Regions from separate parts of the Mus musculus genome. Here regions 2, 3 and 4 are each linked to region 1. A link is a loop called in an ENCODE intact Hi-C map of the cell type or tissue named here. Cell type or tissue: left cerebral cortex. All regions are shown on one strand.

Evidence for each region. Hi-C counts contacts between places; a loop is a spot of excess contacts. Peaks named below come from ENCODE experiments on the same cell type or tissue, not always from the same donor. Only the 100,000 strongest peaks of a DNase experiment are listed, where the experiment ranks them.
Region 2: it touches region 1 in a loop (10-fold over the local background); 6 of 42 quality-filtered maps call a loop at or near these places.
Region 3: it touches region 1 in a loop (2.6-fold over the local background); 6 of 42 quality-filtered maps call a loop at or near these places.
Region 4: it touches region 1 in a loop (2.5-fold over the local background); 4 of 42 quality-filtered maps call a loop at or near these places.

The regions. Positions count from the first base shown.
Region 1 is chr3:94,832,365-94,840,364 of GRCm38, reverse strand. Pogz (pogo transposable element with ZNF domain) reads right to left here and starts at 2,928. Exons shown (of 19, transcript NM_172683.4): 1 at 2,625-2,928. It also overlaps the pseudogene Gm15263. In left cerebral cortex, CTCF peaks have their summits at 4,333 (motif pointing left) and 6,805 (motif pointing right); DNase peaks (open chromatin) are centred at 400, 2,049, 2,674 and 2,993; H3K4me3 peaks cover 2,399 bases; H3K27ac peaks cover 2,301 bases.
Region 2 is chr3:94,578,401-94,586,400 of GRCm38, reverse strand. It overlaps Snx27 (sorting nexin family member 27), which reads left to right and starts at 3,685. Exons shown (of 12, transcript NM_001082484.2): 1 at 3,685-4,156. The coding sequence starts at 3,852. In left cerebral cortex, a CTCF peak has its summit at 3,690; DNase peaks (open chromatin) are centred at 3,672 and 4,888; H3K4me3 peaks cover 2,428 bases; H3K27ac peaks cover 1,501 bases.
Region 3 is chr3:94,461,640-94,469,639 of GRCm38, reverse strand. It overlaps Riiad1 (regulatory subunit of type II PKA R-subunit (RIIa) domain containing 1), which reads left to right. Exons shown (of 7, transcript NM_025506.2): 5 at 2,709-2,755; 6 at 3,757-3,883; 7 at 4,545-4,655. The coding sequence ends at 3,827. Among named protein-coding and RNA genes, the nearest start is that of Riiad1, 8.0 kb to the left of the region's middle. In left cerebral cortex, a CTCF peak has its summit at 3,402 (motif pointing right); DNase peaks (open chromatin) are centred at 3,410, 3,840 and 5,259; H3K27ac peaks cover 1,827 bases.
Region 4 is chr3:94,784,892-94,792,891 of GRCm38, reverse strand. It overlaps Cgn (cingulin), which reads left to right and starts at 6,410. Exons shown (of 21, transcript NM_001037711.3): 1 at 6,410-6,516. In left cerebral cortex, a CTCF peak has its summit at 3,667 (motif pointing left); DNase peaks (open chromatin) are centred at 454, 3,191, 5,483 and 6,316; H3K4me3 peaks cover 1,684 bases; H3K27ac peaks cover 923 bases.

The DNA of each region.
Region 1 (8,000 bases):
CATCAAATGCCCATATAAACATGTATGCTTATGCCCACAGGTGCTGCTGTCAGCCTTGGTAGAAGCATCTTTCTGCAGAGACTCATCACTGCCCAAAGGGCTAACTAAGATGCTGTAGAAGAATGCTCAGTTCTACATGGAACATCTCTATGGCCCACTCTAGGTTCAGAGAGCATCACAGAGAGGTGCAAAAGAATGCTAAGAGCTGAAGAACACCTGAGAGTGCTGTGGAACACTGGCATGCCCTCTTGAACTCATAGCAACTGGGACTGTCTGCATAAACCTGCTCAAGACTATGCCAGCACGCCAACATGAAAGGAATATATAGTCAGTTAATGGCTGCCAGGGTAAGAAGAGATAGTGTCTTCATGTTAAGTTGCCCTTGTTCCTGTAAGCAACACTAATTAAACTCACTAGGTCCCCCACACCCATGGCCAAGATATGCAAGTAGGAGAGAACTTGGGGGAGGGGATCAGCAGGAGTGGGAAGGTGACAAGAGAGTAATGTGCTGTTACTATGATAAAAATACATTGTGTACACATACAAAAATGTCATAAGGAAACAATTAAAATGCATGAAAAACTTTAAAAATACATCCATATGGGCCTGGAGAGATGGCTCAGCGTTTAAGAACACTGACTGCTCTTCCGAAGGTCCTGAGTTCAAATCCCAGCAACACATGGTGGCTCACAACCATCTGTAATGAGATCTGACTCCCTCTTCTGGAGTGTTTGAAGACAGCTACAGTGTACTTACATATAATAAATAAAAAATAAATCTTAAAAAAAATACATCCATAGATAATACAAATGCTTTATTCATGCCTTTCAGTTTTATTAGATTCTTAAAAACTAAAGATATATTCCAAAGCTGAAACGTAACAATTTCATGCTAGTTTCATGCTGCCATTGCTCCATCAAGGCCATTCTCAGGTAAGCACACCGAAATCAGGGGCTTGCTTTTACACATCATCACTGCAAAAGTCATGGGAGACACAAAAAGCTTTACTCATAATTCTTAAGGTCTCAAGACGCCCTTGAATGGTGCTGAGGTGTACTCCAGGCTCAGCTAACCACAATGGGTAAACTGCTTTCCTAGATTAGAACCTAGTCAAGATGGGAGTGGCAACTCTTAAGCCCACCTGTTCTCCTCCAAGTCCTTTCTATTTTTATTTCCGTTTGACATACCCTGACAATACAGGGAAGGGGACAGAAATCGAGGGCACAATCTAATTGTTTTAACACTATATTTTGATCACCTTCCCACATTAGCAATACTCTTTAATATACTGATTATCTTAGTTGCCCAGTGTAGATAAAGATGATACTAGCCCTCCACTCCACCCCACCCTCCAAAAAAAAAAAAAAAAAACCTTTTAGGCACAAAGTCCTTAAACTTCACGTTTAATAGCCTCCAAAATGCTTGAATGCACCCTAAAGTTAAGAATGACGACAATAAAGAAGTCATCCCAATTTCCTCCTTCCAGAACACGGACGGGGTCCAACTGCCTTGTCACCGTCCAAGAGGAACAGCTGCCTTACTCCTTTCTCGCTTCATCTGGGGAAACTGCTTTTAAAACCTCATCTTTGTGGCGTTTTGCGCTACAAAAGGAGGTGAACAGGTGTGGAGAAAAGGCTATCTCTGCACTGTTGAAAAGACATTACAATTCAATCTCCATGTCTTCCTAGAGAACGAAAAGGCCAAAAAGACTCTCAGCTCTCTTACTAAAGGCTTAAGATAAGTGAGAAATGTGCAGTGGTATTGACCCTTTGCAAGAATTCCACAACTCAGGAGAGGAAACCAGGACCATAGGCAGACACAAGGGAAAGCAGGTGGCTTGATGACATTACTCTTTTTCAGAAGGTGTTGAAAAATCTAAAGAAAATAGTCCTTGGGCTAAATATGGCGCCTACAGCGGCAGGACATAATCACCAGAAAATAGATTCTGCCCCATTCCATTTTGTAAATCACAGCGCCATCCATGCATAAATTTGGGGGCCGAGGGAGGAGACTTCCTCAACTAGCTGCAGAGGCTTGGGATGTCCTCGCAGACGGAGCGGGATTACATAACACAGGGGACCGGCGGGGCAGCCACTCGCTTCCCTCCTCCCGCTCAAAACCAGCGCTCACGCCTCCGCGCGTGGGGGCGGCGGGAACCCCGGGCTCCACCGCTCCGCAGCTGCGGCCCCGCGTGCCCGCGCCTCTGCAAACTCCCCCCCATCCCCGGTGACCGCCGCCGCCCGCGCCGCCCACTCCTCCGGGACGCTCGCGCCCGGCGTGCCTGTGGACGTCCGCGGTGCGCGGCCGTGGGGGCGCGAGCGCGCGCGGCACCGCCAGGGGGGCGGGGGCAGTGGGGCATCCCGGGGCCTGGGCCACCGTCGCCGGGGCGCGCGGCTCCGTGGCCCGGGTGCGCCGCAGACCACGTGCGCGNNCCACAGCGCGCGCTGCCGTGGGGCGGCCGCCACTCGGGGGCCGCGGGGGCGCGCTCGGCCCCTCCCCCAACCCGCGCGCGCGCCCCATCCCCCTCTCATTGTCTCGTTTCGGAACGCCTCGGCCCAGCGAAAAGATAACGGAACCCCCGGGAAAAGGGGGTGGAGAGCGCCGGGGTTCGCTCGCTCACTCACCTCCCGTGGTCGTCGCCGCCGGTAGTCTGACCCGAGGAAGGTGCCGTCGCCTTAAAGGGACCTTGCACCCGGCGCCGGGAGTAGGGGGTGGGAGCAGGGGAGGGGACCGGGGTTCGGGGGGGAGACGGGGAAGAGGGAACCGTTGAAAGCTCCTCTCCCCGAGGGTGAAAGGAAGCCTCCCTCGGGTTCGAGTGATTGGGGTGGATTTTTTTCCCGAGGGGGGCGGGGGGCCCCGAGGGAGGGGGTGGGGGGGCCAAGGAATGTGGCTCCGTGTATGGGAGCTGGCGCGGGGGAGAGAAACGCCGACTCCCCCCACCGACCCTCTCGCCCCGCGGAGGGATACCTCTCGTCACTTCCGCCCTCCCCTTCTCGTGCTCTTTCAATTGGCTGGCTAGTACGCTACGTCATCGCTCATCCTAACCCTTGTCCGGGCTTCTTTTCTAGTCAAGTTTGTCTGGGCCTGCAAATAAATAAATAAAGAAAAAGCTTTCATGGAGAAAAGAATAATTAGCTTCACAAACAGTTTCCAAATTTTGCTGAGAAAAATGACACTACCAAAGAAAATATCTCATAATATACTTTCTTAGACTTTCCAGACAAATTTGCACTCTCCCTACTTTCTATTCAAGGTTTATTACCAATTCAAGAGAAAAACTTCATGCCACAAGCAAAATGGTGAGTCCCAATGGCACCAACAACTGTTGTTGCAACAAAAAGCAAGATAACACTCTACCTTAAGAGACACTTGTCTGAGTAACCTTCTGTGACAGTGTGCCTTGTATAAATGAAATACTTTTTTGGTTTTGAGGTTTTGTTTTGTTTTTCTGCTTGTTTGTTTGTTTATTTGAAACAGGGACTTTCTACAGAGCCCTAGCTGTCCTGAAACACACCAGATAGGGCAGGCTGGTCTCAAACTCAGAGATCTACGAGTCTCTGCTTCCTGGGTACTGAAAACTAAAGGAATCACCACCACACCTAGCTAAAGAATTGTTTTTAAAACCTATTTTATCATCAAGCCCTTCTGGATTCTGGGGGAGAAACCTCGTGATTATTAAGGTCATTCTACCGGCGGGAACTGCTTTTGAAACCATTGTGCATAGACTCAGCAGAGATCTCCAATCTCAGAAACCATAGATTCCATGGCCCCGTTGGATTGGCTCAAGTAAATTGATTAGTCCATTCAAGATTATCTACCACTTTTCATACAAACAAAAACTAACTTCTGGTAGCTAAGTTTTGTCCTTCATTATGTCCTCAGATGATAAAATGCAGTATTTCCCTTGGGTTTTTGAGAATGATCTTTAAGCCATATATTGATACTTGCTCCAAACCAAGTTCTAAACAAAGTTGCTTGGTACAGGAATGGGTAGATCCAGAGCCATACTTATTCCTTTGCATATATTCTCCAAACTGCCAGCTAGTTACTTTCATCCAGCGAAAGATATCTCATCAAATTACACCACGTTTTGTTGACCACAACAACCATAATCACATCCTACTGAAGACATTTGATACGCCATTATTTCATCCAATATTTATTGTATATTTTTCATGTTTCAGGCACTGTTCTTGGTGCTAGGAATACAGTAATAAAGTCCCGGGGCTGTAGAGATGCCTCAGTAGATAAGAGCTGTCATTGCTCCTCTGGGTCATAATTCAGTTCCCAGCACCCTGAACTCTGCTCATAACTGCCTGTTCCTCCAACTCCAGTGGAGAGATACAGTGCCCTCTTCTGGCTTGACAGGCATCTATACTCAAACACACACCCTATAACTCCCTCCCACAATATATAATATTATGATTAAAACCATAGAAATGATAAATTTAATTTTTAAAATTAAAACATGAAAATGTTGGAAAACAAAACCACAAACCCCTGTGCATGTGAAACTTACATTCTACCAGGGAAGAAACAACAAATATACACACACTAAAACTCTCCCATCAGTTAACAGTAAATAGCAAGCAGTCCCAAAATTTAGTGGTGTAAAATGATGTCTTTATCATCTCTTGTGATTCAGAAAAGTGATTGGCTGAGCTTACTTGTTCTGGTTGGTGATAAAGTTACCTCAAAAGCTTCCACATGTTTGCAAGTTGATCCTATTGGATTGAACCACAGTTGGGCTGTTGGTCAGAATGTTCCCAAGTGACCTTTGCTCCCTCTAGTCAGAAAAACTACGTTCTGAGATTGGGCACCTCAAGATGACCAGATTGGTGACTTCTGAGACCGGAGGCTTATCTGCTTCTTAGAAACGTAAACTACCAAGTGTTTCATAAATAAATCCATGCTTTGCTAAGTGCTTTGGCAATGGGCAGGATTCAAGGCTGGAAGTATGGTACAGGGAATGATGGAGAAATGTGTATTTTATGAGGAGTTGTTAGAGAAAGCCCTGGTAAAGTAATGTGGACAAAAGTCTGAAAAGAAAGAAGCAGAGTTCAGGGCTTAGTTCTAATGAAAGCAAAACCACTAGAGGATGTCAACCCCTTAAGAGAAATGACCTTTTGCTTTTAAAGATCTCTCCAGCTGTGTGTGGAAGGGGTTGGGTAACTAGTAAGAGAAAAGGCAGCCACAGGGAGGGAGTCAAGTTAGGATATTACTACATTAATCCTGGTGAAAGATGATTGTGGACCAGGGTGGCAGTGGTGAGGCCATGTCTTCACTTTTGACACTTTCAACTCATGATGGCAAACAAAACTGTGCGAGTGGTGGCACTATAACTTCCATAAAGAAAAAAAAAATGGAAGAACACCATGCTGAATGTAAAAAATGGCTTAGCTTTCCTAAGGCTGGAGGCAGCTGGAGGAATGGGTGGGCAGGGATCAGCAGGCATGGAGTAGAACCCCACAGTACTCAGAACTGATGAGTGGTTCAGTGATGGATAGCTGGTGGGGAAAGGAATTTTGTAACAAGAATAAGCTGTAAATTACTACTTCAGGGCACTAGAACAGTGATTCGAAAGGGACTATACAAGTGCTAGACATGGCGGCACATACTCGCAATCCCAGTACTTAGGAGGTAAAGGCAGGATGACCAAAGGTTTAAGATCACCTCAGCATATAGTGCTTTTGAGGCCAGACTGGGGAAATGAAAGAAAACAAAACTTTACTATCGGGGCGAGCCACAAATATTGTACTTTCTGGCTATGGAAAAGAATATTTTTTTGTGTTCTCAATAATTATTTGGAGCCGACAATGCTGGGTTAATATGTAAATGTCACTTCCCCTGCAGCCCTTAGAAATGAGACAAGCTATCACAAGCTTCCCCAGTCTACTAGTGGAGTAAGAAGGATTGTGGGTTTTTACATGAAAAAGAGTTGGCTGCTGGAGGTAGTACTGGTGGAACTTCCAGGAAGGCAGAGACAAAGAGAAAGATGGAGGCAAAAAGGAGACTTAAGGAGCTGAAGCAGGCACTGAGACTCACATGGAGAGACATCAGGATAAGTTAGTAGCTAGCTGACAGACCACCCCAGGAAAAGGCCAACAGCTTTAAACTATATAGCAGTCTCTGTGTACTAGTCAAACCTCAAGCGGGATCCTCCAAAGCTCTGCAGTACTTTATAGTCCGTGTTATCCCTGTGCTAGAGGGAAGGTCCACATTAATGTGATCAGTGCTGGGACGTTTAGCATCCTCACTTAACGTACGGGTCTCTAGAATGAAGAAGGCTGATAGCTGTGGTCTCTTTAGAGCCTTCTTGATAATGATGGGAAATGAAAGCAAGAGAACAAGTTCTTAGAAATCTACATCAAGTCACAGGTGCCTCTTGAAGCATATTGAAAAGGGGTCTGCGTGACCATCCAATTTGACTTATTGAAAAAATCAGACCCTAGTAGTAATACCCCCGGGAGAGGGGACTACTTTAACGTTAGAAATGTTGGGTTACAGACCCAGAACAAGGGATTGGGGTGCATATTTTACATACCAAAGCAGACCTAGCTTCCAGGTGGGCGATCTTGGCTGGTGGACCCTTTGGATCACTCATATTGTTAGATGATTCTGAACATTCTCTCCCCTGAGTTGCCTTGTTCAAATGATCCATACTCAATCACAGATCACCTGCCAACTGTGAAAGGGGGCACTCCTGGGCCAACAAACTGACTCTTATCTTTCAATAAGTCCTTCAGAGCATTCCTTTTTTTTTTCTTTTCAAGATGTATTTACCATGTACACAGCATTCTGCCTGCATGTACACCTGTATGCCAGAAGAGGGCACCAGATCTCACTATAGATGGTTGCTGGGAATTGAACTCAGGACCTCTGGAAGAGCAGCCAATGCTCTTAACCTCTGAGCCATCTCTGCAGCCCTTCAGAGCATTCTTTACTGGGGTGTGCAGCCACTGTTCAGGGCACAAGTCTTCTAGTTTGGGGCAACTGTGTAACTGGATTTTGAGCGTGACCACATGATGCACAGGCATCTTGAAGCTTCCATAGCATCAGGAGCATCTACCACATAGGACAGTAAAACTGGATTCCACTTCCCAACCTGGATGAGCCCTTTGGCCCAGGCAGTGGTACAGTGTAAATAGCCTAGACAGGAACACCATCTTTGTCAGATGATTGAAAAGCATATTTTTCTCACCAACAGAAATTCTACGTGTTCCTCCTTGCAATCATACTCAATGGCCTTTTCATAATGTTCTACCACCCAGAATTCTGGTAGCATGGTCCCTTCCCTAAGGTTGGTTTTCATCAGAGGGCCTGGGTGTTTTAAAGGCACTCCCCGTATCTGGGCACCTGTGCGCCTGAGCCTTCCTCTTCCTAGTGGGCCAGGTCTGCTATGGTAATATATGCACCTCAGCCCTCAGCTGGGTCCTGGCTCTCAAAGGCAACAGGAGACACTAACTCCTTTCCATGGTTTCTAGGAAAGGAAGTTAAAGGTTAACGACAGCTCCCATGGAGCTTCCCACCACTGGACAGCCCACTTATGCAGACACTTATTTGCTTTCTTGCCTTGTAGTTTCTGCTCCAGGTTGAAAATTGAAGCCACTTGTTGCTTGGAAATGTCAAACGCTCCCAAGTCTTCAAAGGCAGAAGTGGCCTCGGTGCTGATACACAGTCACTTGAGTCTGAGACTCAGCGAGAGGTGGACCGGTTGCTGTGGGCAGTGTGGTTGGGACTGGGGAGGGTGGGATCGCACAGTCCAGGCAGAAGATGGCTTTGAGGGACAATGGCAGCTCTTTTCAATCAATCAAACAAACAAACAAACAACAAACTAACCGCACCTGAACCTCCCGAATACCCTCAGGGCGGTAGAAGCTGCAAAGTAAACAGATTTTGTTTTGGAAAATGTAGTAGGAAAAAAAAAATTCACCATCGGAACCTCTCCCAGTGGAAAAGCTCGACAGCTTACTGCACTGGGGCGAGCAGAAAGGAGGACT
Region 2 (8,000 bases), 250 kb after region 1:
TGCTTGTGTCTCAGTCAGGGGACATCTTGTGGAGTTGGTTCTCTTGGTGTCTCAGGGAGAGAGCTTAGGTTGCTAGCCTGGCTGGAGGCACCTTTACCACAGAGCCATCCCCATGGCCCTTGCTGGCCTGGCTGTAGGCTGCTTTACCACCAAACCATCACCTAGGCCCTTATTTTCTCATTCTTATTATATACCAAACTTGTCTTTCAGTTTGATCTTTCCTAAAATTCGTTATGTCTTTTTGAGGCAAGATCTCACTCTGGACTTGTGACGATTCCCCTGCCTTTCATTCTCAAGTGCCAGGAAAACAGGTATAAGTCCCCGGTGCTGGCTCATTTAGTTAGCTAATTAATTAGGTTTGTTTTTAATAAGTCAGGGTTCCCGTGCCAGACTGGCCTTGAACTTACTTAGCTGCCTGGATTACCTTGAACCTCAGATCCTCCTGCCTCTACCTGCCCAGTGCTGGCATTACAAGTGGTGTGAGAGCTGAAACCCAGAACTTCTTGCATGCTAGACAAGCAACGTGCCATTGAGCTATGTCCCCTTACTGGCTTTCATTTGACTGAAAGTTTGAAAGTTAGAGAAGAGTTAAAGAAAAGGAATAATGAGAAAAGTCTCTCTCCTACTCCTGTCCCCTGCCCAGCTGTCCAGACTCCTTCCCTATCAGCAATCTCTCCAACCAGTTTCTTGTATCTAAAGATACTGAGCTATGTGGTTCCCCGTTTATACACTGTAAGATATTACGTCTGTGCTCTGTCCTATTCTCGCTTGACTGGGCACAGTCTCTGTGAGCTCATTTCATGCCATACCACTAGGAGCTTCTTTAGTTTTTCTTTTTGTTTTAAGTGATGATGTTTTCCATTGTGGATGTATCATATTTTACCCAATGACTGTTATTAATCCAAGCTACTGTGACTATAAACAGTACTACAATGACCGTCACAAAAGTGTTATTTCCCAGGTGTGTGAGTGGAAACGGACTCTGAGGGGTGAAGAGGTTGCATGAAGGGCAGTGCAGTTTGACTCCCTAAACCTGTAGTCTGTAGCTATCTCGTTTATCTCTGCATCTCTCACCATTGTTAAAAAGCCTAGAACAGAAGGTACATTCAATTTGTGTGTGTGTGTGTGTGTGTGTGTGTGTGCGTGCACACATATGTATGTGTGTGTGCGTGTGTGCTGAAAAAAATATTAAAAAAAGGTCTCTTATAGCCCAGGATCCCCTTGAACTTGCTCTATAGCTGAGGATGATGACCTTGAACTTCTGATTTTTCCTAGGGCCTCCAAGTTCTGAGTGCTGGGAGTGTATCACCACATCTTGTTTTTATGCGACTAGGGATTAAGCTGGGCTTCCTGCATGCTAGGCAAGTGGTCTACTGACTGGCTGACACCCTTAGCCTCATTCAGTGTATCTATATGTATATTTGTTTATGTATATATGTATTTATATACGAGTAAGTACATTACAATTTATGTATATGAGTGCTCAATTTGCATGTATGCCTGCATGATGGAAGAGGGCATCGGAACCCATTGTAGATGGTTGTGAGCCACTATGTGGTTGCTGAGAATTGAACTCAGGACACCTGGAAGAGCAGCCAGTGCTCTTAACCATTGAGCCATGTCTCTAGCCCTCCCACCTTCAGTATATTTTTTTAATAAAAAATAAAGGCAAATGTTGTTTGTTTGTTTGTTTTTTGAGACAGAATGTTAGCATGTAGCTCCTGGTTGGCTTGCCTCAACTCACAGAGATGGGCTGGCCTCTGTGTCCCGAGTGCTGGGATTAAAGATGTGGGCTTGGCAAAAATAACTAGTTCTATCTGGGCATGTTGATGCACGCCTTTAATCCCAGCACTCAGGAGGCAGAGGCAGGCAGATTTCTGAGTTCAAGGTCAGCCTGGTCTATAGAGTGAGTTCCAGGACATCCAGGGCTACACAGAGAAACCCTGACTCGAAAAACCAAAAAAACCAAAAACCAAAAAACTAGTTATTTTAGCAGCAAGTTCTTTCCATCCAGTACTCAATTCAAAATAAATTATTCAAGTCCAAACCAGATTCCATCATTATGTTGAAGCAAAACTTATTCTATCTTTATTATTTCAGTATTTCAGAACTAACCAAGAGTCTTCATCAGCTTTGTTGTAAAACAAGGTTACTTTTATTCCTTTTGTTTATAATGCAAACCTTTCTTTTTAACCTTCATATGTATGCTCTAACTGTAGTGACTTTGTGTCTCCATTCAGTATGTTTCAAAATCTCTTAATCCCCCTATTGCTTCTTCTGTCCCTTGTAATCTTAAAAACTCTCCATGGCCAGTAAACTCTTTCAGGGGCTTGTTTGTTTTTATAAATTATCTGCTTCTTTTAGGTTCATAATTTTTTACTTGTGTAACCTCATCTACCAAGCAGGGACTGGGCTAGTGCTGTAAAGCGTTAATAAGTTCTAGATGTAAAGACTTGGTACATAGTCATGTTGAGAAAGGTAGTTCTTGGTGCTTCTCCTCTTCTTCTGCTGGATGCCAAGAAGGAAGACTCCTGGCTCGTTATCTCCAGGTTATTTCTCCGGTTGGGGGGTTGTGTTAATATGTCACTTTGGGAGATGAAGTAATGTCCCCCTCAGGACAAAGAGCAAGTCTACTGTATTCCTTTGTACAGAATGGCAACCTTTCCAAGTTGTGTGTCTTAGGCTCTGATACCTTAGGGGAACATCACTCATCAGAGCTCTTTATCTACATGGTGCTTGGTGGGGAAGAACTGAGAATACCTGAGGAGGCTGATACTGTTTCCTTTGTCTTTGCTTTGTGGAATCTTGTGTATTCTACAACATCTACTAAACAGGAATGGATTAACTAGTGACCTTATCAGTAGGGGGAAATCAAATACCAAAGTGGAGCAGTGATGGCGTAGATTGCTATGTGCATTATTTCTGTCATTACTTGCTGTCACCAGGCACCCAGCTCTATCAAGTTTATATCCTGCCAGATCGCCAAAAACACCAACTGCATGCTTTCTAAGAATTCTCTTGTGCTATTGGAAGAAATGAAATAAACAAGATAAAAGCAACTTCAAAACTCTTGCTAAATTAAAATTATTGACCACTTTAATATCCAGTTCTAAATCATGGAAGCTGTTGTTTTCCTCCACACATGCTTTTTTGTATGTCTGTATATAGCCGTGAAGTTGCAATAACATGGAAAAGAAAGTTGCGCAAAAACAGCTGAGCTTTAAATGCTGTTACATAATTGCTGCTTGACTTTGGTAACACTAAAGTTCCGTATCCTAATACTTGAAATAAGGAACCGAATTCACGATCTGGTTGTATCACTTGATTGCTGGGGCTTTGTCCAACATGAATATACAAATGAATAACCGATTCAAGATTGCAATGAATCACCAACTAGTGGTCGGGCATAATCCCAGCAATCAGGAGGCAGAGGCAGGTGGATCTCTGAGTTTGAGGTCGGCCTGCTTTACAGAGCCAGTTCAGGACAGCAAGGGCTACAAAGGGAAACCCTGTCTCGAAAAAACAAAACAAAAAAAGATTCTCATCATCCAACCAAGGAAACTTAACCAGAGCCCAAAGCCCAATAAACCACAACTCCCAGAAGGCTTTGAGCCCGGATGCGTCATGCACCATTTGCAGAACTACATCTCCCAGGAGGCCCTGCAGCGCCCAACCGTCTGCTTCTCCCGCCTTGCTCCCTTTTCCTCACCCCCTCGCAGCGCGGTGGCCCACTAGCTCCAGCGGTCGGCGGAGCGGGCGCGCGCCGGGGTCGCGCGGCTGCCGGAGGGGGCGGGCGCGCGCCGGAGGAGTGGAGGCGTAGGGGGGCGGGGGACCGCTCGCTTGCTCGCAAGATGGCGGACGAGGACGGGGAAGGTATTCACCCCTCAGCCCCGCACCGGAATGGAGGCGGCGGCGGGGGGTCTGGGCTCCACTGCGCCGGGAACGGTGGCGGGGGAGGCGGCGGCCCGCGGGTCGTGCGCATTGTCAAGTCCGAATCCGGCTACGGCTTCAACGTGCGGGGCCAAGTGAGCGAGGGCGGGCAACTGCGGAGCATCAACGGGGAGCTGTACGCGCCGCTGCAGCATGTGAGCGCCGTGCTGCCCGGGGGGGCGGCCGACCGGGCCGGGGTGCGCAAAGGGGACCGCATCCTGGAGGTGTGAGTATCGCTGCCGCCACGCCCCGTCCTCCTATCCTTCGCCTGTCCTGGCCCCGCACCCTGTCACCCAGGCCGCACCTCTCTTAGCTCGAGAGCCTGCCGCGACCCTCGCCCCCCGCGGGCCTTCGCGGCCCGGCTTGGAGCCTCCTGCTTTCCTGGCGTCTCCAGTTTGTGCTCTCCCTGCTGCTCCCATGCCTTTGGCTGCTCTCAACCCGTTTGCCTTCTTCTATAGCATGCCTCTTTCTGCCCCTTACTGAGGGAGTCTCCTTTCGACCTAGCCAGTACTGTGTCCTCCCCAACTTTTCATCTTTAGCATCATAGTTTCCTGGTCGCTGCCACTCCCCTCAGACCTTGTGGACTGTCCCTTCTGCCCTCTAGACCTGATAGGACCTGTGGTCAGCTCATTTTCCTCTGGAGGCATCATTTCTCCCCACCTTAACCCTCCACCCACTTTCCTTAGTTATTCCCCGTTATGATAAAAGCACACCGACATTTTTGCATCCACCGTTTGGCCTTTTCTCCCCTCTTCTTCTTTGTAGTCACACCATCTCGAGTATACCTTATCACATGCGTTTTTGGGGGAGGGGTTGCAACCTGATTTTCAGGCTAGCTTCTCCATGGCTACATTGCTTTTGAGTACAGCCTTTTCTGGCTCCCCGACTTCCCACGTGCACCACTCCTCACACCTTGGAGTTCGGTTTAATAGTGCTCCTAGCTCCTGCTTCCCTCAGACTGCAGTCGACTTAGGTCTTTGCCCGCTCCGTTTTCCTCCTGCTCTGTGCTATTGCAATCCTACACTTTAAATTTCTCGACGTAGCTTTCCCTTCTCTTTTTAAGGCCCCTTCTGCTGTTGCAACCCACCTTCTGCTGCAGTCTTCCTTCATCGAACTTGTTCAGGCTCACTTGTCACCACCACATCCCTTAAAGCTCCAGAGATGTTGTCTTGGCAGTTTGAACGCAGACCTCCACTGCCCTAAGCTGTGTTGTGGTTGTGATTTTGTACTTTGTCCTAAATTTGTATAGTGGTTGTTGGTTGACTTGTTGGCGCTGTGTGCTCTCATTGTCTCCATTCTCCTTCAATCCTGGATCTCTCCTTACTGCATCTATATTGTATCGCCCCCCCCTCCCCGCCCCCCACACGCAGCCTCTCCTTCCATGATGGGATTTACTCACACAAGTCTTTCTTCTTTTTAAATATTTCATTTTAATTGTAAGTTCCACAGCTGCCTGCTCTTCATTTTGTAAAACAGATTCATGTAAGAGCTGCACTTACAGAATCTTGGGAGTCTGTCCTTGTAAAGGAGCCCCCTTCCTCCAGGCCTTTCCCCCCCCTCCCATTTTTGTGCCCATTACTCTTACTCTGTTTCCTCGTCTTTTCCACTTCAAGAAAGAGTAGCTCACTAATGCATGTGTGTGGAGAGCTTGCACATTTCTTCTGACCTTTATGGAAAGAGATGCTTGTGGGGTTTTTGTTTTGTTTTGTTTTAAATTGCTATATTACAGACTATTTTCTAATATTTTCGGGTAGTATATTTTTAGTCTTTGTGGGTAGCATTAAGATACTGAATACAATAATGACTTTGCCTTCTAACTGGGTCCCTTGGTATTTATTTTCTAGAAAACGCAAAAGTTGTGACTGATGGTTTCTTCTGATAGAAACTTTTAGAATTGTCATTTTGCTTTCCCTGTGGAAATTAGCTTTGATTCAGCTCTTTATATTTAGTTTTAAAATATATACAGTTATAAGTGTATTAAAGTTCTAGGTCATTTGCTGTATAGGGTCCAAAATGATGAAACTACAGCTAATATCTACCAAGAGTGTTTAAACTTTTTACTCTTATTATAGTCTCCAGCAGAAATCCCAGCTGTAAACTAGCCAATGTAAAGAAGAGCTGAGGGATCCTGTGAATCCTTATGAGAGACTAGGAGCCTAGGAAGTAGAAGCTAATATTTTTTGGTACTGTCCTTGGTGGTGAGAGAAATTTTTCTAATTTTTGGTGGCAGGGGAAAAGAAATACTGCCTAGACAGTTGTTCCTGGAAGGTTGGTGATGATAAAAAGAAATCTTCATGGTATTGGTTTTGAGCTTTTTTTTTTTTTTTTTTTTTTGGTTTTTCAAGACAGGGATTCCTTTGAGCTTTTTGTATTCTGATTCAAAATTCTTTTTCAAAATTCAAAATTCTTTGAAACTCTGGTACCACTGTAGAAGTAACAGAGGTAACTAACAATTCTAAGCTAGTTTATAACTTCTGAGACTTCTGTATACCTCCCCCAACTCCCCCATTTCCTTAGACTTTTCAAGTAAGAGAAGAAAAAATCAACTAACTTTAGGGATTTATTTATATATATGAGGCAGAGTCCCATGTAGCCCGGGCTGGCCTCAGACTCTGCATGTAGCATCTGGTTGTCCTGCCTCCACCTGCTGAGTGCTAAGATTCCAGGTCTGTGCCACTTTGTTGGGCTTATGTTGTGCCGAGGATGGAACCCAGGGATTTAGGGCTTCATGCTTGCTAGGCAAGCATTCTACTCACTCAGCTACAGTTCCCAGCCTGAGCTTTTCAATTTGTCTTACCCAAATTCTTAATTAATCTTTCAGTTGTCCCTGGAAAGCTTTTCATGTTGATGAAAAGTGATAGAATCTGAGTTAGGGATAGGTTGGTTATTACTGTATATAGCTTTATCGTTGTGTGCCAAGTCACAGGCAGGTAGATGTCTGGGCCTTGATAATTGAAGTTTGAGATTTCTCCCTATTTTAAACTCCTTTCCCTATGTGCAGACAGCTTTTACTCCAGTTGTCATGTTGTCATTGTTTGGACAACTGGTAAAGGTGTGAAAGAATAGTAACATTTAAGTGGATCTAGACTTGAACATCAGCAAGAGGAGCCATTTCTTTGTGTTGCTCTTAGAGTCTGCTTACCCAAGCTCATTGACTCCTGGGATAATTGTTAAACTCGACTGGAGCCAGTATTGGCTCACTTTCTCCTTTTCCTTTCAAGGCTGGCTAGAGTCATGTTGCAGGGCTTGGTACCACAGTATGAAGAAGCCCTCTGGGCTCTAAATTTACTATGGATGGAAAGTTTCTTGACTAACACAGTCTCCACCTTGTAATTTTCCCCAGTGTAATGTGTACTGTGTGCCTTCCCTTTGATGTGCATGTACCTTGAGGCCAGAGTATGAAAGATGCTTTCAACAAATAGAACCAAAATAAATATATCTTTGCACTGATTATATAGTATGTGAATAACTGACTTCAGGTTAATCTCTATAAAGTTAACGTAGGTCTGAGGATACTTGATTTTGAGAGAGTTGCCTTTGGGAGAGTTGCTGTGTGCAGTGGGGTATAGAACTGCCTACAATTTTTGAGATTGTGTTTGTAGGCCTTTTTTGACCTGATCCTGGGATCTTTGTATGTGTGTGTGTGTCTCTGCCTTCTCCTCTCTCACCACAGGGTTGGCTGGGGTTAAAGATGTTTCCCCCGGTACATCCAGCTTTTAGGTGGGTTCTAAGAGTCAATCTCAGGCGGTCAGGCTTGCACAAGCCAGCACTTTTACCTGCCAAACCTGCTTTGGAGAGTGTGAATTTCAAGCACAGACCCTTAAGGCTTGGCTTGTAAACATTCAAAACCATGATGTCTGTCACTGTCTGCCAGTCAGACAGTATATGCTTCCCTTCTTAGTAGCTACCTGATAATATACCCATCAGCTTTTCCTTGCTAAGGTTAAAGCATAAATAAATTATTTTGTGCAGTTTGTTTTTTGAGGGTCATTTTTTGTTTAATTTCATGTGAATTTATGAAAATAGTTTAACGGTTTGATAATGATTTTTACAGTTGAGTGAGTCATGAG
Region 3 (8,000 bases), 370 kb after region 1:
GACCAGCCAAGGCTACATACAGGGAACCTGTCTTAAAAAAAAAAAAAAAAAAATTCACAGTCATCTGCCTGTGTCAGATGTGGGGATGATGTTTGCATTTTTTATTCTAAAGGGAAATAAAGAATGAATGGCGTGGCTCCAGTTCTGGGACCTAAGTCTAAGCTGGGTATGGTTCTGGCAGAGAAACACTGAGGACCTGTGTTAGATCTACACCGGCATCATTCACAAACAAGGGATTAGCACACTGGGTGGTGAATGAGGGTGGAATTCTGGGTGGCCCTGTGTCTCTGCCCAGGAAGTTTCCAGGGAGAGATGGGGCATCTGGGACCAGCTCTGCAGTATCCCTGTAGCCCCCAAAGCCTTCCACTCCCTCCCTTTCCACCTCCCAAGGCCAACCAGCCAAGCCCAAGTGGCTTTGCTGCCCTGCAGCTCAGCTGGGCGAACTCCTCCTGGCTTCCTCCTCCCTCCTGGCTTCCTCCTCCCTCCTGGCTTCCTCCTCCCTCCTGGCTTCCTCCTGTGTGAAGAGGAAGGAGAAGAAAGGGCTAGGTGAAGGCAGCTTGCCTGTTCAGGCCTGTCCCTGGGGTGTGCTCTTGATGTGCAAGCCAGATGAAGCTGCAAACTGTTCCGGTTGGGAAGAGCGTCCTCAGATTGGGTTTTCTGGATTCTGTGATTTGTGGCCATTTAATAACTTAATAACTTCAATCTGGGCCTGAGAAATGAGAAATACAGAGACCAAACCTATTCCAGGTACCGAGAAACTGCAGACTCGGGGCTGGAGCTGCAGCTTCCTCAAAAGCTTAGTCAGACAAGTCTTCCTACAGCTCTGCCTATCACCCCTTGTCTAGAAGACTCTCCAGCGGCTCCTTCAAGCTTACAGCTCTCTCTATCACCCCTTGTCTAGAAGACTCTCCAGCGGCTCCTCAATGTTGCCTTTTCTGTTTGTTTTCAAACAACCTGTTGAAATATAGAGACAAATGACAAGTCTTAAGCTGGACAAACTTTCCCATGCATGGCTACACTCCCGATGGAGAAACAAACATCTCAGGTGATCTCAATACTAAGGGTTTCAGTGTCACAACACAGACCAGGCTGGCCTCAGCCTTTCCGGGTGGTGGGAGGACAGGTGCGAGCCGAGTCTAACAGCACACATCCATTGCCTTTTGTCTGTGGCATTCTCCAGTCCCTGCCACTTTGTGCCCACTTCCTTATACTCAGTACTACCTCCATCCTGCGACTGTGACTCCGGCACACACTGCCATTGCTGCCTTCTTTTTCACAGTGCCAGGCACCCTGGTGCCCTGTGCTAAGCACATGCTCTACCACTCTTCCCACCAGGAGTCTTCCTGTCTCCTCCACTCCGCATGTCTGCAAGCCAACCAGCCAGCCTTTCTAGTTATTCCCTAAACCCAGGGAGCCCAGGCAGACACCCCTGAGTGCTCTCCTGGACCCTGGGGATATAAGAGCAGATACAACCCAGCTGCTAACCCCAAGGCAGTCACACCCAGGACACAAGGCAGTCACACACACAGGACACAGGGCTGTTTGCATCTCTGGGTTTTGTTTGGTCTTGCTGTATCCCTGGCCCTGGGATGCTCTTGTCTTTCAATCTTTATTTTTGCTAGTCGAATTCCATTTGTATCACAAGGGCCCCTTTCAATACAATTACTCTTCTTTCTTTCTTTCTTTCTTTCTTTCTTTCTTTCTTTCTTTCTTTCTTTCTTCCTTCCTTCCTTCCTTCCTTCCTTCCTTCCTTCCTTCCCTCCCTCCTTCCTTTCTTTCTTTCTTTCTTTTTGTTTTTTCATGACAGGGTTTCTCTGTTGTAGCCCTGAGCCCTGGCTGTCCTGGAACTCACTCTGTAGACCAGGCTCTCCTCGAACTCAGAAATTTGCCTGCTTCTGCCTCCCAAGTGCTGGTATTAAAGGCGTGCACCACCACGCCCAGTGATGTTTGGTTTCTTTATAAGCAAAACAGGAATACAATTATCACAGGGATGTCATAAAGTGAGATAGTATTAGTACACATGTTTTATGAACTGTGAAACTTTCTGGACTATCAGACATTTCCAGTACCCTGGCTGCATTGAGACTTTGCCATTACCTTCATGTCTGTCTGCTGTGCAGCAGAGCTAATAACCCATTTGAAGTCCTTTAAAAAATGTTTTTTAGGTTGTTTATTGTCTCCCTGGCCTCGGGAAATCCACGGATAAACTTCCTCAGACCATCACAGGGCTGCATTCTGTCCATAAGGCATGGGCCTCTTGAGGACTTAGAAGACACTTCACATTTGCTTGGTCCTGAGTGTATGAAAGTGTTAGATGAGAAAGCCCCACCTGCCTCTCCGCAGCTCCTCTGTGGAATGAATATGGCTTAGGTTTGTTTACTGCTGTTTGAATGCTTGGTTTATGTTCTTTTGAGACAGGGTCTCACTGTGTAGACCAGGCTGGCCTGAACAACACAGAGATCCACCTGCCCATGTCTCCTGAGTGTGCACCATGCCTAGCCATTCCATTGTTTTGATCCTCATGTTTTTGTCTAAGATCTCCTGATCTATTGACTTCTAGAAGGGGAGGCCTGTCATTAAATTGCTTCCTAAAGAGCAAGATGGGGCAGTGGCTGCAACCTGCAGGACCCCCATTTATCTCCTCCTCCTCCTCCTCCTCCTCCTGCTCCTTCCTCCCTCCTTCTCCTTCTCCTTTTAATGTTTTACAGAGAAATGTTTCTGAAAAGACCGGACAACATTCTTGAATTTGCTGCACGTGAGTACAGTGGCATTGGGGTGTCCCACATGTCTGTGCAAGAAGCAGAATTGGGGATCTAGAGTTGGACAAGCCCGGGACTTTTTGTGGAGTCTGGGTTCCATTTTCACCTGATGTCCCTCATAGGAGCTATTTTTTGAAAGCCTTTTCATTCTCCTGTCTTTTTTTCTCAAAATGAGGCCAGAGCAGCACTGGGGCAGGACTTCTCTTGGTGAGGACTAAGAATTTTGAGATTCCCAAAGGAGAGTCAGGCAGCCATGGTCTATGGGGATCCCAAAGTGGTTTCTGACCCAAGCTGCCCACTAAAACCACCTGGGGAGCTTTTAAAAAATGCTGATGTTCAGGCCTGGTCTCTGGAGATTTTTATTTAATTAGTCTGGGGGGGGGAGCTGGGGGCTGGAAGGGGGTGGGGGGGGGCAGCCAAGGTTCTGAAGACTCCCCAGGTGATTTTAATGGACTTGGCTGCAGAGATGGCTTCCGGTCAAACAATATAGAGTGGGGAGCTGTGGCTGGTGTCTTGGGTGCAGTTAACCCTGGGAGCCCACAGTATTCTGAGCAGGCCTTCCCTGCCACAGCAGATGCACTGTGACTCACATTCTTCCTGGTGTAAAAATCATCTTCCGTCATCACGCTGTGAGCCTGGCTCTCCCAGGAGAGGGCGTTCTCTGAAAAGGCCTGCATGGCAAACTGAGTGGAGGGCAGGTCCTAAATGGACCAGGGGCAGAACACTCAGGATCTGGGAGGCCTTGGTGGCTCCCGGAGCTTCAGGTGGGCCAAGAGCAGAAAGCCTGGGCAACATGCACAGGCCTTACCTAGGATGGTTTCCTGGCACTCATGGGGATGGCTGCCAGGGACAGTACAGGCACCGAGATTGTGTTGTAAAGTGGGGACCACCAGTGAGCCCTGCTAGGACAAAGCATCCGATGTTTTAGCAGAGTAAGCTGTCGCCCAGGCTTTCCCCTTCAGCATTGATGATTGCGTTGTTCTGATTTTCGTCCCAGACTATTTCACGGATCCAAGACTTCCCAGCAGAATTCACATGCAGCTAATTAAAGAGAAGAAAGGAACCTAATTAGCAAAGCCACAATGCTCAGCTGCTGGGAGAAGCCAGAAGGAATCAAGCTTTGGGTGGGTGTTAGCCTCACTCTCGTGAAAAGCAGCACGGGTTTATGGATCCAGGCTGTGAAAGAATGCAAGTGGAGAAACAGCAGAGCAGTGTGGTAGCAGTAGGCCATTTTCCTGACAGTCTAGGGGGATAGAGGCTGTGATCAGAGGCCTGGAATTGGTCTCTGTGTCACTGACAGGAGTCTTTGGTCTAGTGAGGTGGATTGGGAAATGGATATGGGAGGTGTCCTGAGGTGCGGGGGCTGGGAAGGGGGGGTTCAGTACCAAGTCCTTTTCCTGAGCCCTAGAGGTGAGGAATTCCCTCCTACAGTCTTCCAACCACCTTGTACATCAGATTAGCCCTTAAGGCCATAGTGTGTTTTAGCTCCTCCTCCCTCCACAGGCAGAATAGTTCCTAAAGCCATTCTGAAGGCTGAAGAGGTTTTTTTTGTTGTTTTTTTTTTGTTTTGTTGTTTGTTTGTTTGTTTGTTTTTTATTTCTTTGTTTTTTCTTAATGTGAGGTGGGAAAGGCCTCACTCTTTTTTTTTTTTTTTTTTCTGAGACAGGGTTTCTCTGTGTAGCCCTGGCTGTCCTGGAACTCACTCTGTAGACCAGGCTGGCCTCGAACTCAGAAATCCACCTAAGGCCCCACTCCTAATCTAGTGAAACCACTTCTGTTTTGCAGGGTCATCTGGAGCCCTGAGAGCAGCATTGCCACCAGTGTGGATTTCCAAGCTGTGTGGGCCTTCTCCTATCAGGGGCCTTTAAGATACTGATTAAACCCAGATCTGCCTGCCTTCTCTCTTATTTTCACTTGAAAGGGGGAGAGCTCAGTGCATGGCAGCCTGCTGTGCCTGACTCCTTTTCTCCTGGAGGTGGTCAGGGGTCTGGGGTGCCAGGGACTGTTCCCACTCTGGTCACATATCAAACTACAAACAGAGTTGGGGGGTACTGAGCAAGCCATTTAGTTGTGGCGGGCTGAAAACAAGCAGGTCCTCACTCCAGCATCCTGTGACCTTCTCAAATGTCAGGTGGTGATTTTCTTTGCTTCCCATAGACGCAATAGTGAGAAAAATTGGGCTGGAAGGACATCAAGACAGATGGACAGACACTGAAAACTCAAGAGGCCCATGAGTGTTGTAACAGATGGCTGGGAGGTAGAGGACTTTGTTTTGGGGACTTTAGGAGCAAGCCAGTCATCTATTTGATGTCTGGCTAAGAGGCTGAAAGATGGTTCAGATGGTAGCATGAAGCCCTTTGCATGTTTAGGAGCTGTGTGTGTGTGTGTGTGTGTGTGTGTGTGTGAGTGCGCGCGCGCATCTTTCAGGTTTGTTGCCTCAGTCTTTGGCCTCTCCAGTCAGCTGACTCCAGTGTATGAAGGAGCTCTCCTGTGTTTCCCGTGTCGACATCACCATGGCAACAGAAGCACAGGCTGAGTGTTATTTGTTTTCCCTTGCTCCTAGCTGCCCTCACTTGCAGTGGCAAAAAGGGCAAGGGAACAGGAAGACGCAGCAGAACCATGTTCGTTAGGAGCCGGAACCCTCGGAGGTTGGCTTGATTTGGTTTTAAGAAAGGGTCTCACTCCCTGACCTCAAAGTTGCCATGATCCTCCTGCCTCAGCCATGGCTTTGAAGGTGCTGCTACATCTGGCTCCAGAGGAGTTATTGCTGTGCTTTCAGAATTATACGTCAGCATCTCTGGCATGGACAGAGCTGTCCTTGCTTAGGAGATACACAAAAAGGGGGATGAAGATAGTGAAATGCTTGCTTTGTAAGCTGGAGAACCTGAGTTCAGAACTCACATTTAAAAAACCCCAACTGTGGTAGTGTGCACTTATAGTCCCAGAACTGGAGGAGTGGAGGCAGGTGGATTCCTGGGGCTTCTTGGTAAGCCAGCCTAACTTAGCAGGTGAGTTCCAGGTCAATGGAAGACCCTGTCCCAAAAATAGAAACAAAATGAAATAAATAAATAAAAGTGGATGGTGCCAGAAGACCCCTCCACCCAAGGCTGCCCTCCGGCCTCCACAAGTGCGCATGTGGATGTAGCTTGTAGCCCTGCCACAAACAGACAAACAGGCAAACAAACACAGGACTGGAGAGATGGCTCAGTGGCTAAGAGCACATATTGCTTTTTCTAAAGGTCTGAGTGTGATTCCCAGAAGCCATACGAGGCAGCTTACAACTGCCTGTAACCCCAGCTCTGCCCTCTGTGGGCACTTGCATTCACATGCACATACCCCCCTCTCCCACTACACACATAATTAAATAATAAAAACAAATCTTAAAAAAAAAACAAAGAAAGCTTTGATCAGAAAACATACACACAGCAAGGCCTTATGTGATGTGTTATATTAAACCTCCTGGGCCTACCCCAGTGAGAAGAACCTGAGAAGATGGGATCAGGGAGCAGGAGAATTTTTGAGGTGCTTGATTGGCTGCTATAACGCTGGTGGGGTACCCAATGGCTTATTCTTGGGGTGGGAGGTTCCGTGATAGCAATGAGGAAATGTTTGTCCCCTCTGTTGTTCTTTTTCTTTTCTTTTCTTTTTTTTTTTTTTTGTTTGTTTGTTTGTTTTTTCGAGACAGGGTTTCTCTGTATAGCTCTGGCTGCCCTGGAACTCACTTTGTAGACCAGGCTGGCCTTGAACTCAGAAATCTGCCTGCCTCTGCCTCCCAAGTGCTGGGATTAAAGGCGTGCGCCACCACGCCCGGCTTGTTGTTCTTTTTCTTATTTAGTACATTTAAAAAATTATTTATATTTTGTGTGTACGAGTGTTTTGCCTGCATGTATGTCTGCACATTTTATGTGTGTGTGGTACTCAAATAAGCCAGAAGATGGAGTGAGAGCCCATGAAACTGGAGTTGTAGACATTGTAAGCCACCATATGAATGCTGGGAATTGAACCCAGGTCCTCTGGAAGAGCAGCCAGTTCTTCTAACCACCTTGCTTTATATGACTTAAAGTGGTCATACAAAGAAATGGTTTCATTGTGACATTTGAATACATGTATGTGTTAGTCAGGAGTCTCTAAAGGAACAGAACTGATTATACACACACACACACACACACACACACACACACACACACACACACACATATATGGCTTACAGGCTGTGTGGCTCTCTCCTGACAGAAAGGCTAAGAATTCAGAATTCAGTGGCTATTCAGTCCACAAAACTGGATGTCCCAGCTGTCCCACTTGAGTGCTAGAGCCCTGGAGGGTTCCTAGGAGCTACTGGTCTTTAGTCTCCTTGGGAGTCATGAAGTAGCAGGTTCTAACATCAGCAAATATCTCGGTGATGAGGTAAATTCAGCAGTGAGTGGGGGCAGCAGGCAAAGAACAAACCCTTCCTTCTCCCATGCCCTGTGATGTGGGCTGCCACCAGAAGGTGTGGCCCAGCTTTAGGGTGGTCATCCCTCCTCCAATCAAGAGAAATCCCTCGCAGGTGTGCCCAGCTGCTCAGGTTTTAGTTGATTCCAGACACAGTCAAGTTGACCACCAAAATTAGCCACTCCAAGCCAGGCAGTGGTGGCCTACACCTTTAATCCCAGCACTTGGGAGGCAGAGGCAGGAGGATTTCTGAGTTCGATGCCAGCCTGGTCTACAGAGTGAGTTCCAGGACAGCCAGGGCTACACAGAGAAACCCTGTCTCCAAAACCATAGAAAAACAAATTAGCTACTCCAGTGTATGTTGTATATTTTGTCCTTATTCACGTTGCCCTCCAGCCCCCTTTGCTTGGTTGCCTCTTAGAATGTACACATCGGAAATACATTTCAAAGCTTTTCCAAGAAAAGCATGAGTTTAACACCTGGTGGTAGGGCTTCTCTTACGCTCAGTATTGTGTTCAATATCCTTGGGCGGAGAGGCTCTCCTGCTATAAGGTTGCTTATGGTCTGGGGAGATGAAATTCTTTCCTCTCACAGCTTTACTTGAGCATGTCTTTTGCTTGTTTTGTTTTTGAGACAGGGTTTCTCTGTGTAGCCCTGGCTGTCCTGGAATTTGCACTGTAGACCAGGCTGACCTGGAACTCAAAGACAAGACTTATCCCTCAGAGACAAGACCTTATCCTCTGTGCTCACCTCTGCCTCATGAGTGCTGGGATTAAATACTATCCCACCACCACCACCACCACCACCACC
Region 4 (8,000 bases), 47 kb after region 1:
CCCATGGCTGTGGTTCTTCAAGAGGTTTCCAAGTCATTCATTGCTCCCAAATACCTAGAATACCAAGTAGGCTACTCTAGCTGGCCAGTGAGCTCCAGTAATCGCTCTGTCTCTGGGATTACAAGTACACACACACACTGCACCCAGCTTTGAAATTGGGCTCCGAGGAATTGAACTTAGGGCCTCACACTTGTAGAGTAGGTGCTTTCCTGACTGAGCTATCATCCCGTCCCAGTCTCTGTTATTTCTGCCTGTCAACTTGCCTCTGCAGTACAAAATGTAAACTTCGAAAAAAAAAATTCAGATGCAGAATTGAAGCAAATCAATCAATCAGTACAATTCTGCCAAAACTCTGCCACAATAGACAGGGAAGACTGGAGGGATCCTGAGGAGCTGGGGGTGTGTATGCAGATCTCAGGTGCCAAGCTTGTCTCCTTCACTGACAGAAGGGAAGAGATGCGGGGTGGAATCAGCTGTTGTTTGGGTGTGTGGGGAAAAGCTGGCTCTCTACTCAGAATGTTGTTTTAACAACTCTGAAAAAAAATTACATGGAAAGAGCCTATTCCTTTTAATTCCACCAGAATTAGGCATAGATGGCTTTCTTGTCATGCCCTTTCCTTTCAAAGGACACCCTTACTTTCAGTTTACACTGGAAACTTTGAAGATACTAGATTTAGTTGCCCAGGCTATGAGAGATAACCTGGTGAGTGCTGGAGGACAAAGGCGACAGAGGATGGGGGTGGGAGTGGGGGTAGCTTCCTGATGGGTCTTTCTTTCCCTTGACAGGAATGATGCTGGTTAGAGTGGCTTGGAATTCTTTGTCCTGAAGAGTTATCTGCTAGCTGAAGGACAAGCTGGGAAAGAACATGACACACCTGCCCTTAAGAGTTCATAACAATGATATGATTATGAATTTGGCATGCTTGGCAAACTGTCATACCAACACTCAGGATATGGAGACAGGGGGATGGCCAGGACACCAAAAATAAATGAAGGAATAAAAATATGAATATAAAATCTGGATTTATTATTATTAATTTTTGGGGGGATAGGGTCTCACAGTGGAGCCCTGGTTTTCCTGGAACACAGAGATGCCTCTTCCTCCTGAGTGCTGGGACAAGGGAAGAGTGTGACACCACAGCCAACTTGGGCTCATCTTCTTAATTCTCCGAGGAAGCTGAAGATGGAAGACTGTAAAGAACTGAGATGACTTGGATGGAACTATAGCTCTTCCAGAGGTGGTTAGGACATGGTGTCTTGACTGCAGAATCGGTGCTATGTCTGGAAGTCACTGGTCTCCATGGCTCTGCTTCCCAGGCTGAGCTGAGAAGACCTGAGAAATGAGTGAGGAGAAGTAAATACCTTGTGGAGACCCTTGGAAGTCCCCAAAGTTGGAAGGGCATACGAAGTATTGCTGTAACCCGTTCTTCCTTTCCCCTTCCCTCTCTTCTTTCCTTTCCTTCCTGACTCCTCTATATCCCTCCCGCCTTTATTTTTCCAGACAGGGTCTGTCTTACTTACTTTTCTATTGCTATGAGATACCATGACCAAGACAACTTACAGGAAAAAGAGATTATTTGGGCCTTATAGTTTTAGAGGGATAGAGTCTGAGATCATTATGGTGAGGAGCATGGCAGCGGGTGGGCATCATGCCGGAGCCAGGAGCTCACATCTTGATACACAGCATGAGGCAAAGACAGATATACTGGAAGTGGCCAGAGTCTTTGGAAACTGTGACACACTTTCTCCATCAAGGCCACACCTCCTAATCCTTGCCAAACAGTTTCACTAGCTGTGGACCAAGTATTCAAACATATGAGCCTATAGGGGCACTTCTCATTCAAGCTACACATTTCTACTCTGGAGCCCAGGTTAGCCCAGAACTCACTATGTAATCTAGGCTGGCATTGACTTTGTGGCAGTTTTCTTGCCTCAGTCTTCTGCATGGTAAGATTATGTGCCTGGCTTATCTGGGACCATATTTAAAAATTATCTTTCCTAGTCATACCAAGAATAGAAATTCAACTCAACCAGGAAAAGCCAATGTGTTAGCATAAACTATTATTGTTAAAGACTATGAATTTAGCTAGGCATGATGGTGTACATCATTAATCTAACTACCTAGGAGAAAGAGGCAGGGTTGTCATGAATTCAAGGCCTGCCTGAGCTACATAGTGAGTCTGAGGTTTGCCTTGGCCACATAATGAGACTCTTGTTTCTAAAAATTAAATAAATAATAACCATAATAAATTATGTAAGTAAAACTCAAGAGCTAAACAACAAGAGACATCCTGACAAAGCTTCTAGGTGGTAGTCTCCTGTCCCGAGAAGCCAGCCTGCCTCCATCTTGGACTTGAAAACCATCTTATTATAAAAGCAAACTAGATTTGTTCCTGCTTATGATTAAACCTGTGTTTCTCAAGGGTTGGGTTATGTCCCACCTGTAGCTTTAACTACAAATGGTTCTGTACTGCCTGTTTCAGGAATGGCAGTCATGTCTTTGTTCCAAAAAGTTGTTTATAACCATCTTGCAACCCTATCTTTGTTTCATAATGTTGTATGACGATGTTGTTATGATTACCTGTTGTTATGACTACCTGATTATGCCCACCTTGCAACCATGTCTTTGTTTCAGGAGGGACTAACTTGTTATGCATATTTTCTGCTCCTATAACTCCGCCTATTTTGCTCACCAAACCCCCATTTAGAACTCCCCTGGCCCTGATCTATAAAAGCCTTTTCTTGTCTCCCTCACATCCAGTGCTGACCTCTCAAACCCTGCCTTAGGGGAGTCAGTCCATGTCTATGAATAAAAAAGCTTGCTTTAGCTGGGCAGTGGTGGAGCATGCCTTTAATCCCAGCACGTGGGAGGCAGAGGCAGGTGGATTTCTGAGTTCCAGGCCAGCTTGGTCTACAGAGTGAGTTCCAGGACAGCCAGGGCTATACAGAGAAACCTTGTCTCTAAAATCAACAAAACAAACCAAAACAACAAAACTTGCTTTAATTAATTTATCCAAGGTGGTTTCAGACAGTGGTCTTCCTCTCTCCATCTCTGGGATTAAGAGTCCCCTTTGTTCTGCACTGCCCTAGTGTGCAAGGCTGGCCTCCTCCATCAAGCCTTACCATTGCATCTATCACACAGGCCGAGCTTGGCCTTCTGCCAGGCCTCAGCTGGCTTGCTCCAAAGCCTTCTGTAGTGGGGTGTCTTGGTGTGCTCTTGCAACCTCATGCTCTGAGGCTCAGGTTGAAGGATGGAGAGGGCCAGCCTGGGTGTCATGGTTTGAATATGCTTGGCCCAGGGAGTGGCACTATTAAGAGTTGTGTCACGGTGGGTGTGGGCTTTAAAGCCCTCATCCTAGCTGCCTGGAAGTCAGTCTTCCAATAGCAGCCTTCAGATGAAGATGAACTCTCAGCTCCTCCTGTACTATGCTTGCCTGGATGCTGCCATGTTCTCACCTTGATGATAATGGACTGAACCTCTGAACCTGTAAGCTAGCCCTAATTAAATGTTGTCCTTATAAGACTTGCCTTGGTCACGGAATCTGTTCATAGCAGTAAAACCCTAACTAAGACACTGGACTACATATAAACTGTACAGTTTATGTTGATGTTTAACACCCCTTATCTTCCCACTACTTCCTCATTCCTTTGTTCACACTATAGGCTCCCTCTTCTGGCCATTGTACATTCTCTTATTCCCATTCATCTTTCTCCAGCTTTTTTTTTTCCCCTAGGCAGGTGCTCCTCTGTGACACCTTTTCTCCAACTGGTTGACCCTAGGCCCTTAGACATGACAGGCAATACTTTTCTACTGAGCCAAATCCTCAGCACAGGCTAGGCTAGCACTCTTCTGAACCACAGACCATTAACATTACCTGTTTTCCTTTCTTCCTTCCTTTCTTCCTCTTTCTTTCTTTCTTCCTTTCTTTCTTTCTTTCTTTCTTTCTTTCTTTCTTTCTTTCTTTCTTTCTTTCTTTCTTTCTTTCTTTCTTTCTTTCCTTTTCTTTTTATCTGCACAGTTAGAGAAACCTCTCTATGGGCTGGAGAGATGGCTCAGTGGTTAAGAGCAGTGACTGCTCTTCCAGAGGTCCTGAGTTCAATTCCCAGCAACCACATGGTGGCTTACAACAGTCTGAAATGGGATCTGATGCCCTCTTCTGGTGTGTCAGTTACACTGTACTCATATTAATAAAATAAATAAATCTTTTAAAACCAACCAACCAAAACCAGAAATCTCTCTAGTATGACCTGTAGAAAAGACCCCTATGGGTATATAACCTAACCTGTTTTCTAAAAGTTCACATCAGGTTATACCTTTTGGTTGAAAAGAAATCTTCTACTAAGCAAATCATTTGTGACTTTCCACTGGCCTCTATCATACCCCTCCTCACCCCCAGCTACAGATCATTTCAACAGCTCCACGTTTTTTGAGATTATTTTCAGCCTCGAAGAGAATCAATCACATTTCTCTGTGGCAGGTCCAGCAATCAGGTGTCTAAAGTTATCTGACTCAATTTCTTCAACACCCTCTTCTTTCACAACTACTCTTTCAGAAAAGGGGTGGGGTGGGGGGTTGGGTCTTTTAGTGTCTCTCCATGACACCTTCCCCCATGGTGTAGCTCTGGTTGGCTTGGAATTTGATTTGAAGACCAGGCTAGCCCCAAACTCTCTGCTAGATCAAAGGTGTGCACCAGGATAGATTTTCTTTTGAAATCTGGGGGGGGGGGAGGGGAAGCTTCCCCCCTCTTCTTCATCTGAGCTTAAAGCTCTCTGAGTTCATCCCCCAAGGAAGAAAAGTTGATGGTGGATGACTCAGGCTCCCATTTCTCCCCACCCGTGCTTTAATGTTGGATAACTACTCTATTTCTATCTTCTATAAATACACTAAATACAGTCTAAGGGGTACCCAGGAGAATTCAATTACCTTCACTTTACTAGTATTGGGGCCAATTCATCAGTCTGTCCGTTTGATTGTTTAGTTGTTTATTTTTAAGATCTCTTTTCCAGACCACTCTTTGGTGTAAAAGTAACCTGACCCAGAAGGGACACCACCTCTGCAATAGGTCGCCCAAACCGCACATATTTCCTCTCTCTCTCTCTCTCTCTCTCTCTCTCTCTCTCTCTCTCTCTCTCTCTCTCTCTCGCTCTCTCTCCCCCTCTCTCTCCCTCTCTCTCCCTCCCTCCTTGTTCCTCCTTAAGGGCTGTATCCCTCATAGAAGGCTTCTCATGGAATGCGGAGACCTAGCAACCCAGCTACAGAACAGGTAGGTGGACTTTCCCCTCCAGGGTCCACGCCCAGCATCTGAAGGCTGGGGGAGGGGAAGGGAATGATCTCCAGCTAACGCCACAGAAATGCTGGCTGTAGGGAAGATTCCTCTTCAAATCTAAATATATTACAATAAATATTTACTGAACAAATAAAGGAGAGAACTATTCAGAGGCCAGCAAGGTAAGCTAAGCCAATCTTCTTTTAACATACCTCAGCGATTGACACTAGGAGCCAGCTTTAATGTTACCTGCCTCAGTCTGCACGCAAAGCACCCCAGAGTCTTTTCGGTGTAGTGGGACCAAAAGCCCTACTTGACAGGCTTTCAGAAAAGATGGATTTACAATCTGTAGTTGAGCTCCTTTCTGCTTATAAAGCTTATTCTGATGCGTGTAAATTTACAGCACTCGGTTCCCAAGTCATTCATTCTACACATTTTATTAAGAGCCAACTATGTGCTGACCTCTGTTATAGGCGTTTGAGATGAAGCGTACAAAACAAAAGAAAATGAAGATCTCGGCTCTGGCCGAGATTTTCATAGGGAGATAAAATGAAAATGATTTTTAGGGTGATGTAAATTGGGTGATTACATCTTCCAAAGAAAAAGGGTGCAAAATGATTATGGAGGCCAGGAGCCCGAGGATGAGAATCCACGACTGAGATTTTGGTTCGGATTGCCGATAAGGCAGGCGAGCAGAGATGCAGAACGCGCTGACATCGGGAGACTACGAAGAAATTTTCTGCGGAAAGCGACAGAACTGTATTCTGGCTTATGCGGAGGCAGATGAAGGGCAGAAAGGGCTGTGAACCGAGATTTGCTTTGAGAAGAGCACGAGGAAGGCACTTCCCACAGAACCCAGGGGATGCTCTGGCGCTAAGCTACGCGGGTCCGCAGAGCCCCGACGCCCCCAAAATGGCCTCTTAGGTCCCCCGGTGCCCCGCCCTCGCCCCACCAGTCCACGTGACCCCACCGCCCCTCCCGTCCACCGGGCTGGGGACCCCGGTTCTGGGTTCCCGCGGTGTCTGCTCCGCCCCTTGCGGGAAACTGACCAATAGAAGAAGGGGTGAGGCGGGGCGGGAGGTGACGGCCAATGGGGCGGAGCTCCTGGGGAGTAACAGGTTGGTGGGCGGGGGAAAGGAGGGAGCTCAGAGCTCGGAGGGGCTGGGCTGCAGCAGCGCGTGTAGCTCGGCTGGTCGGAGCGCGATCCCCTGCGGGGTGTGTGAATCCGGGAGCACTGATCTGGACCGGGGTGAGTGAATCTGTCTGGAGCGAGGACACCTGCGATGCGAGTGGGTCCTCAGGAGTATGCTCGAGGGCCGGAGTAGAGGCATCAAATGCCCTCCTCCTGGGCACAGGTGCTGAGTTTAGCAGGAAGGGCGGTCAGAGTGCGGTGGCAGAGCTAAGAGCTAACCCCTACTCCACGGTGTCAGAAGCGAGTGGCTGGGAAGGTGCCAGGTGTGAGGCACCTGAGGGTTAGGTTATTCCCAGGGCATGCATGCATTTCAGCGCTACAATCTCTGGAGGTCAGGCGCCAGCCCTTGGGGCAGAATTTCTCTTGGAGACCAGCATGGGGGCGGGGGAGGGTTCATCCTATTGGAGCAAATGGAAGTGCCGCCAGAGGTTCAGAGACTGAAGTGGTGATATCCGCATGTGCTGGTTTTGGGGGTAACTACCCCCTCCCCGCCCCCGTCAGTCCTTACTGGTCTCTGACACTCTCCTTCTGGCTTTGGAAATGCTGAGGTGTGGGGTCATTCCCTGACCATTTGCCTACAGGTGAAAGCAGTTGCCAGTAAGACACTAAGGTCAGAATACGAGGGCACCCATCTCTTTCCTAGGTGTGAGATTATTTAAGGCTGTTTCTTTCTTTGCTTTCATGCCAGGGAAATTTTTTCCTTCTTCCTCTAGAAAGAACTGTGTGTATTCTACAAGAGAGGGGAATGGGAATGGAGAAGCATAAATCCCTCGACCCACATACTAGCTGAAAATGTTTGCTTTCTCGGGGATGTGAAACGAGGATTGATACTGGGTTTCATATGGCCCATGCTGGCCTTGAATTTGCCATAGCCCATGCTGGACTTGAACTTGCTGTACAGCTGAGGCTGACCTTGAACTGGTGGGCTGCCTTCCGCTCCCAGTGCCTGGATTACAGGTTCATATCACCACACCCACCTAGAAATAGTCTTCTTTCTTGAGGCTGATGTAAAAATTTTTCCTTCCAGCAAATACATATTTCCTTCTTTTTTTCTGTTACAAAGTAGTCTCTTTGTATATTTTTTAAAAAGATTTATTTATTTATTTATTTTATGTATATGAGTATACTGTAGCTGTACAGAAGGTTGTGAGCCACCATGTGGTTGCTGGGATTTGAACTCAGGACCTTTGGAAGAACAGTCTTAACCGCTGAGCCATCTCTCCAGCCCTATATTTCCTTCTTTTTCTCTAGTTCTAGATTGGGGGACACTGGTGAGATCTGGAAGTGCAGCTAATTTCCTTGACCCTTCCCAGAATCCTCTTGATTCCCTGAAATCCTAGTTGGCATCCTTGATTCACGATCTTTGATAGACTAGAGTACTTACTAGTGGTGCAGAAACATAGGCAGAACTCCCTAGGAGACCAAAAGACTAGGGGACTTACACCTCCACATTCCCAGGCCACAGACGAGGTATACGTTGGGCACCAGACAACTTCTGAGGTGAATTTCCTTGCCGTAGGCAGCGGTGAAGCAGAGTCAAC